2 separate regions of the Homo sapiens genome follow, and region 1 is linked to region 2. The links are chromatin contacts, found by Hi-C or POLR2A ChIA-PET in ENCODE. All regions are on one chromosome and are shown on one strand. The core of a region is the stretch at or near the end of the contact, and the rest is flanking DNA. Distances in the headings are between cores, read along the strand shown.

Region 1 (4,567 bases), core at 770-3,269, 170 kb before region 2:
CCCATCAATTTGCTGGGCTTGTGAAACACCCAAAATTAGGTATCATAATCAATCAATCGATATCTAATTTCAGTGTGAGTTACATTTTATGATTTTGTTATAATAATTATAAGTAATCATTTCATTATCTGAAACTTTTATTTATTTATTTATTTATTTATTTAGACGGAGTCTCACTCTGTCACCCAGGCTAGAGTACAGTGGCTCTAGAGTGCTTGGCTCACTGCAACCTCTGCCTCCCGAGTTCAACTGATTCTCATGCCTCAGCCTCCCAGGTAGCTGTGATTACAGGCACATGCCATCATGCCCGCCTAATTTTTGTATGTTTAGTCTATTAGACGGGGTTTCATCATGTTGGCCAGGCTGGTCTCGAACTCTTGACCTCAGGTGATCCACCCGCCTCAGCCTCCCAAAGTGCTGGGATTATAGGCATGAGACTGAGACGGGGTCTCACTATATTGACCAGGCTGGTCTCGATCTCCTGGGCTCAAGCGATCCTCCTGCCTTGTCCTCCCAAACTGCTGGGATTCCACACATGATCACCTTTTTAATAGGAACACATCATAATGAAAGGATGGAAGTAAAATATTTTAAAAACCACTTCCAGGCCAGGCGTGGTGGCCCATGCCTGTAATCCCAGCCCTCTGGGAGGCTGAGGCGGGCGGATCACTGGAGCTCAGGAGTTCAAGACCAGCCTGGCCAACATGGTGAAACTCCCACCTCTACCAAAAAATACAAAAATTTAGGCAGGCATGGTGGCAAGAGCCTGTGGTCCTAGCTACTTGGGAGGCTGAGGTGGGCAAATCGCTTGAGCCAGGGAGGCAGAGGTTGCAGTGAGCCGAGATCATGCCACCCTGCTCTCCACCCTGGGTGATAGAGCCAGACCCCATCTCAAAAAAAAAAAAAAGTACAAATTATTTAATATAAATGTCACATTTTGGGAGGGATGATGCTGGGAGTGTCTAGAGATTTAATGTGCAAACAAGGACTATAGTAAATATAATTGCAATATGAGGGATTTCTGCTAAATGAGATCTTAGCTGCTCCTGCCACACACATGAAAAAGAGTAACTAAGGGAGACGATGCATATGTTAATTTGCTTCCCCGTATAACCATTTTACTGTCTGTATGTATCCCATAGCATCATGTTGTATACCTTAAGTATACATAATAAAATTTATTTATAAATTAGCGGAGGCTTGATAAATATTAATTAATGGTGCCAAAAAATTACCTTTCTTTTGTGGGTTCAAAATCTATGATAATTTTATGTATTTATTTATGATTAGCTTTCATATGGCCTTTAAAAAAAAATAGGCAAATGGAAGCTTAGCCTAGATGTTTCTTGGGTATTTCAAATTTAAGGTATCAGGAATCAAACCCATTATCCTACTGAGAATGTGGGCTAATCTACAAGATAATTTGCTAAGACTCTTCAAAAAAGCAAACAAACAAACAAACAAAAAAATCAGGCCAGGCGCGGTGGCTCATGCCTGTAATCCCAGCACTCACTCTGGGAGGCTGAGGCAGGCAGATCACTTGAGGTCAGGAGTTTGAGACCAGCCTGATCAACATGGTGAAATCCCATCTCTACTAAAAATACAAAAATTAGCTGGGCGAGGTGGTGCATGCCTGTAATCCCAGCTACTTGGGAGGCTGAGGCAGAAGAATTGCTTGAACCTGGGAGGTGGAGGTTGTGGTGAGCTGAGATTGTGCCACTTCATCCCAGCCTGGGGGACAGAGCAAGACCCTGTCTAGAAAAAATAAAAATAAAAAGAAATGAAGGTGATGGAGATGGAGAGGATGTCCTACATTAAAAGAGATAATGCAGGGGCCGGGTACAGTGGCTCATGTCTGTAATCAAGGCACTCTGGGAAGCCAAGGTGGGAGGATGGCTTGAGCCCGGGATGTCGATACAAGCCTGGGCAATGTATTGAAACCTCGTCTCTACTAAAAATAAAAATAAATTAGCCGGATGTGGTGGTGCACATGTATAGTCCCAGCTATCTGGCGGTGGGGGCAGGGGAGTGCTAAGGCAAGAAGATTGCTGAGCCCAGGAGGTGGAGGCTGCAGTGAACCATGATGGCACCACTGCACTGCAGCCTGGGTTACCGAGCGAGACCCTGTCTCAAAAAAAAAAAACACTTTTTAAAATAGAAAATTAGATAGACAGATTTCCAAATGTAATGTGTGAACCTGACTGGACCTCAGTTGCGAGGAGGGCCGTTATAAAAGACATCTTGGGGATAATTGGAAAAATTTGATTTTGGATCAAATATGAGATGACCTGGAATTACTGTGAATTTTCCCAGGTGTGATATTTGTGGTTATTGTGGTAATGTAGGAGAATGCTAATAATTCCTTAACTTCGGGAGCCTTCCACGTGTGTTTGAGGGACACAGTGCCTGCTTCTGCAACTTACTTCTGAATGTTCAGCAAAAGTGGTGGGCGGGGAGGGGAGGGGGGAGGTACATGGGGTGAAATGTTAGCAACTGTGGATCTGGGTAAAGAGCATATAGGTGGGCCGGGCGCAGTGGCTCACGCCTGTAATCCCAGCACTTTGGGAGGTCGAAGCGGGCGGATCACCTGAGGTCAGGAATGAGAGACCAGCCTGACCAGTATGATGAAACCCCGTCTCTACTAAAAATACAAAACTCAGCTGAGCGTGGTGGCACATGCCTGTAATCCCAGCTACTTGGGAGGCTGAGGCAGGAGAATTGCTTAAATCCAGGAGGCGGAGGTTGCAGCGAGCTGAGATTGTGCCATTGCACTCCAGCCTGGGCAACAAGAGTGAAAATCTGTCTCAAAAAAAAAAAAAAGCATACAGGTATTCACTGTACTAATCTTTCCATTTTTACACAGCTTTGAAATTTTTCAATAAGAAAGAAAAACAAGCAAACACCTAGAAAGCACACTGAACTCTTTGAGCGAGAGAACTAGGAAGCCAGTGGGTCTCCCAAAAGCCGCTGGACAGGTAACAGAACAGGTAAGATCAAATGTGGGTAGGTGTCAGGTAACAGCCTCACTCATCAACTACGGGCTTGGAGATGAAGTTCTGAGAAAAAGACTGTTCAAGTCCATCCAAGCCCTGGGATGCAGGTGTCCTGCTGGCCGGACCAAGCTACGTGCATGGGGGCTGAATGAGGCAGGAAGAAGATCATAAGAAGAGAGGGGTACTGTTCTGCCCTCGAAAATTTCCAGCCATCACCAACTGCTGTGTCTTCTTTCTACGCTGGTCCCTTTTGATGTCCTGAAATCGCCTCTCTGTCTTTGGCTACAATCGCCCTGGCCTCCTTCATTCACTCACTCCCTGCTCTCGCTCCCAGTTGATGAATTTCCCAAATGGAAGCCCGACAACTTGCTCTAGAGCTCTGGGACCAGGAACCCAGCCTTCCATATATAAGGCCCACATCACCTGTGTCCCAAGAGGAACCTACTGTATCTCACGGCCATATCTCTCCTGTATCTCACGGCCATATCTCTCCTGTCCCTTCCCCCATGTGTTCCCTGTGACTTAGCAGTTGCAAGAAAATAAAATCCCTGCCAGGCACAGTGGCTCACATCTGTAATCCCAGCACTTTGGGAGGTCAAAGCAGGTGGATCACCTGAGGTCAGGAGATCGAGACCAGCCTGGCCAACATGGTGAAACTGCATCTCTACTAAAAATAGAGAAATTAGCTGGGTGTGGTGGTGCACACCTGCAATCTCATTTGCTGGGGAGGCTGAGACAGGAGAATCACTTGAACCTGGGAGACGGAGGTTGCAGTGAGACTAGATTGCACCACTGGACTGTAGCCTGAGTGACAGGGCAAGACTCTGTCGCCAAAAAAAAAAAAAAAAAAAAATCCCTAAGACTGTACCAATATGGGCTCTTTCAGGGGCTTTGGAAATGTCTCGTTTCCTTTCCTTATCAGCCTGCTATGATTCCACTTTCTGTTTTTCCGTCGGGAGAAGCTAAAGAGGTGAGATTCAATAAATCCGCAAGAATAATATAATTTCTGGTTTTCTAAACATCACTGAATCTTCACACAAAGGGCTGGCAAAGAGTGTCACTCACGTGGAGCCCAGTCCCCTCTATGGCTGCTGTTCCCGCTAACAGGTAGCCAGGGCGGATGTCCCAGGTGACTTGCCACCCACGTGCCGTCTGCCAGATGGCTCCGTCCTTCTCTGGAAGGATCCGTTAGAAACCACTTCCTTCTACTGAGCCTAGGCTTGCTCCTCGTGGCTTCTGCTAGATGCTCTGTGTTTCAAGCCTGTGATCAAGTGGCCTCCCTGTGCCCCCGCCAGCCTCTCAGCAAAGCACCACACTTATGGCACACACTCATGGCAGTGGCAGCCCCAGACCAGCTCAGGGGGACAAGGCGACTTCCTAGAGGGGATGCATGGGCTCCTGAAGGCCGTAGCGCCAACAACCTGCCTGTTGCAACCACACACGGGGCACTTCTGCTGGCAATCCACCACAGCTCTGTGTATTCTGAGCATAGCTTCCTTTTCCAGGAGGGCTTTCACCAAGGACCCAATGGAAAATCACATCACAGAGCGCAAAATCTGCATGACGCTGGGTCG
Region 2 (4,633 bases), core at 1,650-4,149:
GGGAAGCTTGAGGCGGTAGGAAATGGAAAAGAACAGCTAATATTTGGCAAGCTTCCTTGATGATCAACAAATTAAAATGTTAAGGAAGCAATTTGTTGAGAAAAGATATTTTTAAAAGAAGCTGAATCACGCAGGTTCAGCCCCGGATACGGTCAATTGGTAATTTTTAAATCATTTTTTAAAAGTTAATGTGTTCAGCCTCTAGAAATGGCATTTGAGACATCGCTGAGTTAATCATAAGCCGCCTCTCCCCCAGCTCAGGTGCAGGGAGGGATGCCTTTGCTGAGTTACTCTAGGGCTCTGCTCTCAACCCCAGGCTCAGCAGGGACTGCAAACCCAGCTCTCATGGGCAGTGCCTTTAGTGACAAGGGCATAAACAAAACTATAGCCTGAAGTCGAGCTAGAGTTTCCAAAGGCCCTCTGGTTGCCGGTCCATTTTCAATCATTAGCCACCTGACCTACTTCCAAATCTAGAAAGCCAAACAATACCGGATTTCTTCAATTAAAATACTGCTGGTTTTCACAACGCATGAAGGGAAGACTTTCTTGTGATTAAACAGCCATTCCCTGGGAGACCGAGGGAAGCGGATCACCTGAGGTCAGGAGTTTGAGTCCAGCCTGGCCAACATGGCGAAACCTAGTCTCTACTAAAAATATAAAAATTAGCCGAGCATGGTAGCGAGTGTGTGTAATCCCAGCTACTCAGGAGGCTGAAGCAGGAGAATCTCTCGAACCTGGGAGGCGGAGGTTGCAGTGAGCTAAGATCGTGCCACTGCACTCCAGCCTGGGCCACAGAGCAAGACGCCATCTCAAAAAAAAAAAAAAAAAAAAAAGGCATTCGCATTCTAAGGGCCAAAGTATACCCTCACTAAACCACCACAGCTCACAACTAACTCACTCAACATAGGGCTCACTGAGCATTTGCTGTTGTGGGTGCTAAGAACAAAGTCATTGTTTTCAGAATTCAAACATTCTTTCGGGTGAGAGGAGTGGAAGACACAGGTTTTATAAGTAGGGGATCATGTGCAGATAAGTCATTGAAGAAGAAAAAGTCAGGGAAGGCGGGAGGGACCAAGAAGGGATGGGTGAGGATGGCTCCTCTGAGAAGGGGACATGTGAGCTGAGACCTAAGAAAGTAAAACCTAACCATCACAAACCAAAGTCGGCCTCTAAAATGGGATCCCCACCACCAACCCCAAAACCAGATACTACAATGCTCTTGGCCGGGTTTTTAGCCATGTGCTTGGTTAGCTGCTGCTTAACTTTATTCTTAAGGAATCTACATACTGCATTTTTTTAAAGCAGGTTCCCTGGTAAGAAACCCTACTCCTCAGAAACAACAAAAATAGTATGTTCTGTTTTCTCTTTTTTTGAGACAGAGTCTCGCTCTGTTGCCCAGGTTGGAGTGCAGTGGCACCATCTTGGCTCACTGTAACCTCCGCCTCCTGGGTTCAAGTGATTCTCCTGCCTCAGCCTCCCGAGGAGCTGGGAGTACAGGTGCGTGCCACCACATTCGGCTAATTTTTGTATTTTTAGTAGAGACGGGGTTTCACCATGTTGGCCAGGCTGGTCTTGAACTCCTGACCTCAAGTGATCCTCCCACTTCGGCCTCCCAAAGTGCTGGGATTACAGGCGTGAGCCACCACCCCCAGCCCTTACTGTTAAATGACCATGATGAAGCTGATTTCTACAAATACACCAGGAGGAAGAGCTAAGGGGGGAAAAAAATTCCCTGCAAAATAAAACGAAACAAAGCTCCTTGCAATTATGCAAAGCTATAGCACAGCTAAGTTATTCTGAGCTAACTCAACCTAGAGGGGTGACGGCCTGGCAAAGGGGGTCATCCGACCCAGCCAGACAAGCTCCGTCTTTCCCTTCCTGCTTCACTCATTTCTGAAAAGAACAGTTCCAGTTTAAAGTAACCCAGCAAATTCATCCTCAACGGGTGAAACCCCATCCTCGCTTCACCTGACTCAAAGCGTGCGCTGCTTTAATTCAAAACAGCTGACTTCGGAGGCCTACAGTCCTCATTTTTCATCCGTCCCCATCATACCAAAAGCAGACTATGTAAGTAAGAGCGGTGAAAGGCCTTTCTGTGCTGAAAACATATTTTATGTATTGAAAAGTACTTGGTGGCCACGCATCTTAACTCCTGAAGAAGAAAATAGTTATTTCTTTTTATTTCTGCAGATATTTCAAAAATATGATAGGTATTGAATGCTAGGCCTGTGACAGGCAAAATGCCCTGTAGGAGGTGCCCGGGTTTCAGAGTCAAGCACAGCCCCCAATCAGATAAGCAGAGGCCTGGGAGAGGGAGGACATCAGGACCCACGTGACGCTAACACCGGGCGGGGTAAGGGCAGGAACATGGCGCAGGCCCAAAAGTGGCCCGCGGCGGGTGGTACGGGGCAGGACAGAGTCCACCTGCTGGAGAGGATCTGAAGGGCCTCGTCCTAACAGAAACAGGAACCGGAGCTGGGCAGGACTTCAGAGGCTGAAGGATGGGAGAGGGAGGGTGCGCCCAGGAGGAGGCACAGCTTGAGCAGAGGCGTGGCTGCATGACCGCGGAGGGAGGGTTCACACCCGGGGCCTGTGGTACGGCTGGCAGGCGTGGGAGAGCCAAGGTGGGGACACAGAGAGGTCAAGGAGGCCGAGGCCGAAAAGGGACCACAGAATTTGGCTACAAGAAAGCAGTTTCAGTTTAACGATGACAAGGGAGCCCGAGTGAAGAGGAAAACCTGTCAACTCCTCGTGAAAGTCGGGAGGGTTTCTGCGTAGAAAAAAACAGCGTTCAGCAGCTCAGTTGGCTGCCGTGAAGTCATCAGAACTAGAGGAAGAGTTGGACTTGCTCTAGTGAGGACAGCTTTTGAAGTCACTAACCACAAGGAGGAAGCCTTCCCCTCTGGGCCTGCAGGAAACAGATTGCGTGGCTTTGTCTGTCCTGGCTGGGGAACGCATGACACGCTGAAGGGTTTTCCAGCTCTAGGGAAGAAAATTCATCTTTCTGTAAAGTCCACTTCGTCTTCCATTATCTACCAGACTTCTTGATGGGACCATTTTTAGAGCCTTCAGTGAAAGAATGGAAAACACTAACTTGGATAAACAATTAAGAGTAGGGAGGGAAATAGGTGAAGACGCAACTCTGATGAAATAAACAAACCGCAACCGTGGAATAACATTCTGGTTATTATGGGTCGTGATTAACGGCTCCCTGCGTTGATGGCTGAAAACTTGTGCTTTACTGCACACTTCCAGCAGAATTTAGCTGCTTTTTTCTTTCTTGTTTCCTTTTTTTTTTTTTTTTTTTTTTTTGAGACAGGGTCTCACTCTGTCACCCAGACTGGAGTGCAATGGCTTGATCATAGCTCACTGCAGCCTTGACCTCCTGCTGGACTCAAGCGATCCTTCAGCCTCAGCCCCCAAGGAGCTGAGACTACAGATGCACGCCACCACACCTGGCCAATTTTTCTTATTTTTTGTACAGACGGGTTCTTGCTATGTTGCCCAGGCTAGTCACAAACTCCTGGGCTCAAGTGATCCTCCCGCCTCAGCCTCCCAACGTGCTGGGATTACAGGCGCTAAACCAGCACTTAAGCTGCATTTTTTTTTTTTTTTTTGAGCTGGAAACTCCTTCTACCGCCCAGGCTGGAGTGCAATGGCACAATCTTGGCTCACTGCAACCTCCGCCTCTCGGGTTCAAGCGATTCCCCTGCCTCAGCCTCCCGAGTAGCTGGGATTACAGGCGTCTGCCACTGCGCCCAGCTAATTTTTGTATTTTTAGTAGAGACGGGGTTTCACCATGTTGGCCAGGCTGGTCTGGAATTCCTGACCTCGTGATCCACCCGCCTTGACCTCCCAAAGTGCTGGGATTACAGGCATGAGCCACCGCGCCCGGCCTTAAGCTGCTTTTTAACACATGGGGAGAACACAGAGAAAGTACCAAAATGAATGTTGTAACTCAATTCTAAAATACGTGAAAATATACTGAAGACTCTTCCATTGCATCATCTTGTAAATTCAGGTGAAATCCTGCCTGTCCCTACCTAGGCCTCATTTTCCTTATCAACCTATGAGAAACGACCAGGCATTTCTTGGGTCCCCAGCACCCTGGAGAAAGAGACCACTCGGAGGACACGGCCCCTCACCTCATGGTCCCCCTGGCAGGCAAGGCCACCGGGCCAATTAATGGAAGTCAGTGACCAGCAACTGGAAGGGCTACAGGGTTTGGGAGGAGATAGAGCCTCTGAGGTTGGAAAGGCGGCCAGGGTTTCACTGGGAGGCAGGGCCTGGGCCAGGCTCCAAGGGACGGGGTCCAGCCCCCAGCAAAGCATCAGCACACACTTCAGCAGGAGGTAAGATGCCACGGCACTGGGGAAATTTTTAAGCAAGAGGGAAGAGGATGCATTAACAGAGAAGAGGGAGGTCACCATTGTGGGGCATTGCAATCCAAATTGAGTCCAGGCCGGGCGAGGTGGCTCACACCTGTCATCCCAGCACTTCGGGAGGCTGAGGTGGGAGGATCACTTGAGGTCAGGAGTTTGAGACCAGCCTGGTGAAACCCCACCTCTACTAAAAATACAAAATTAGCTGGGTGTGGTGGCACATGCCTGTAGTCCCAGCTACTTGGGAGGCT

What was found. A loop is a pair of places that touch in the nucleus more often than their neighbours do. ChIA-PET counts read pairs that join two places held with the same protein, here RNA polymerase II (POLR2A). Pooled maps may share reads with other maps.
Region 1: a pooled map shows a loop between it and region 2 (7-fold over the local background). The contact joins two enhancer-like sites. A Hi-C loop is called at or near these places in 2 of 168 maps with a recorded cell type or tissue (cardiac septum and gastrocnemius medialis), 3 of 37 single-sample maps with no recorded cell type and 5 of 50 pooled maps. POLR2A ChIA-PET finds 5 or more read pairs at or near these places in 5 of 52 experiments (CD4-positive, alpha-beta T cell, HepG2, WTC11 and 2 more).

The regions. Positions count from the first base shown.
Region 1 is chr7:102,028,268-102,032,834 of GRCh38, reverse strand. The region is part of intron 3 of CUX1 (cut like homeobox 1); the gene reads right to left. Among named protein-coding and RNA genes, the nearest start is that of CUX1, 210 kb to the right of the region's middle. RefSeq lists an enhancer at 2,125-2,174. Within about 2 kb of position 2,019, at least 2 of the 41 ENCODE cell types and tissues checked have a DNase peak (open chromatin) inside an H3K27ac peak, as active enhancers do.
Region 2 is chr7:101,854,862-101,859,494 of GRCh38, reverse strand. The region is part of intron 1 of CUX1 (cut like homeobox 1); the gene reads right to left. Among named protein-coding and RNA genes, the nearest start is that of CUX1, 40 kb to the right of the region's middle. RefSeq lists an enhancer at 2,444-2,573. Within about 2 kb of position 2,899, at least 40 of the 41 ENCODE cell types and tissues checked have a DNase peak (open chromatin) inside an H3K27ac peak, as active enhancers do.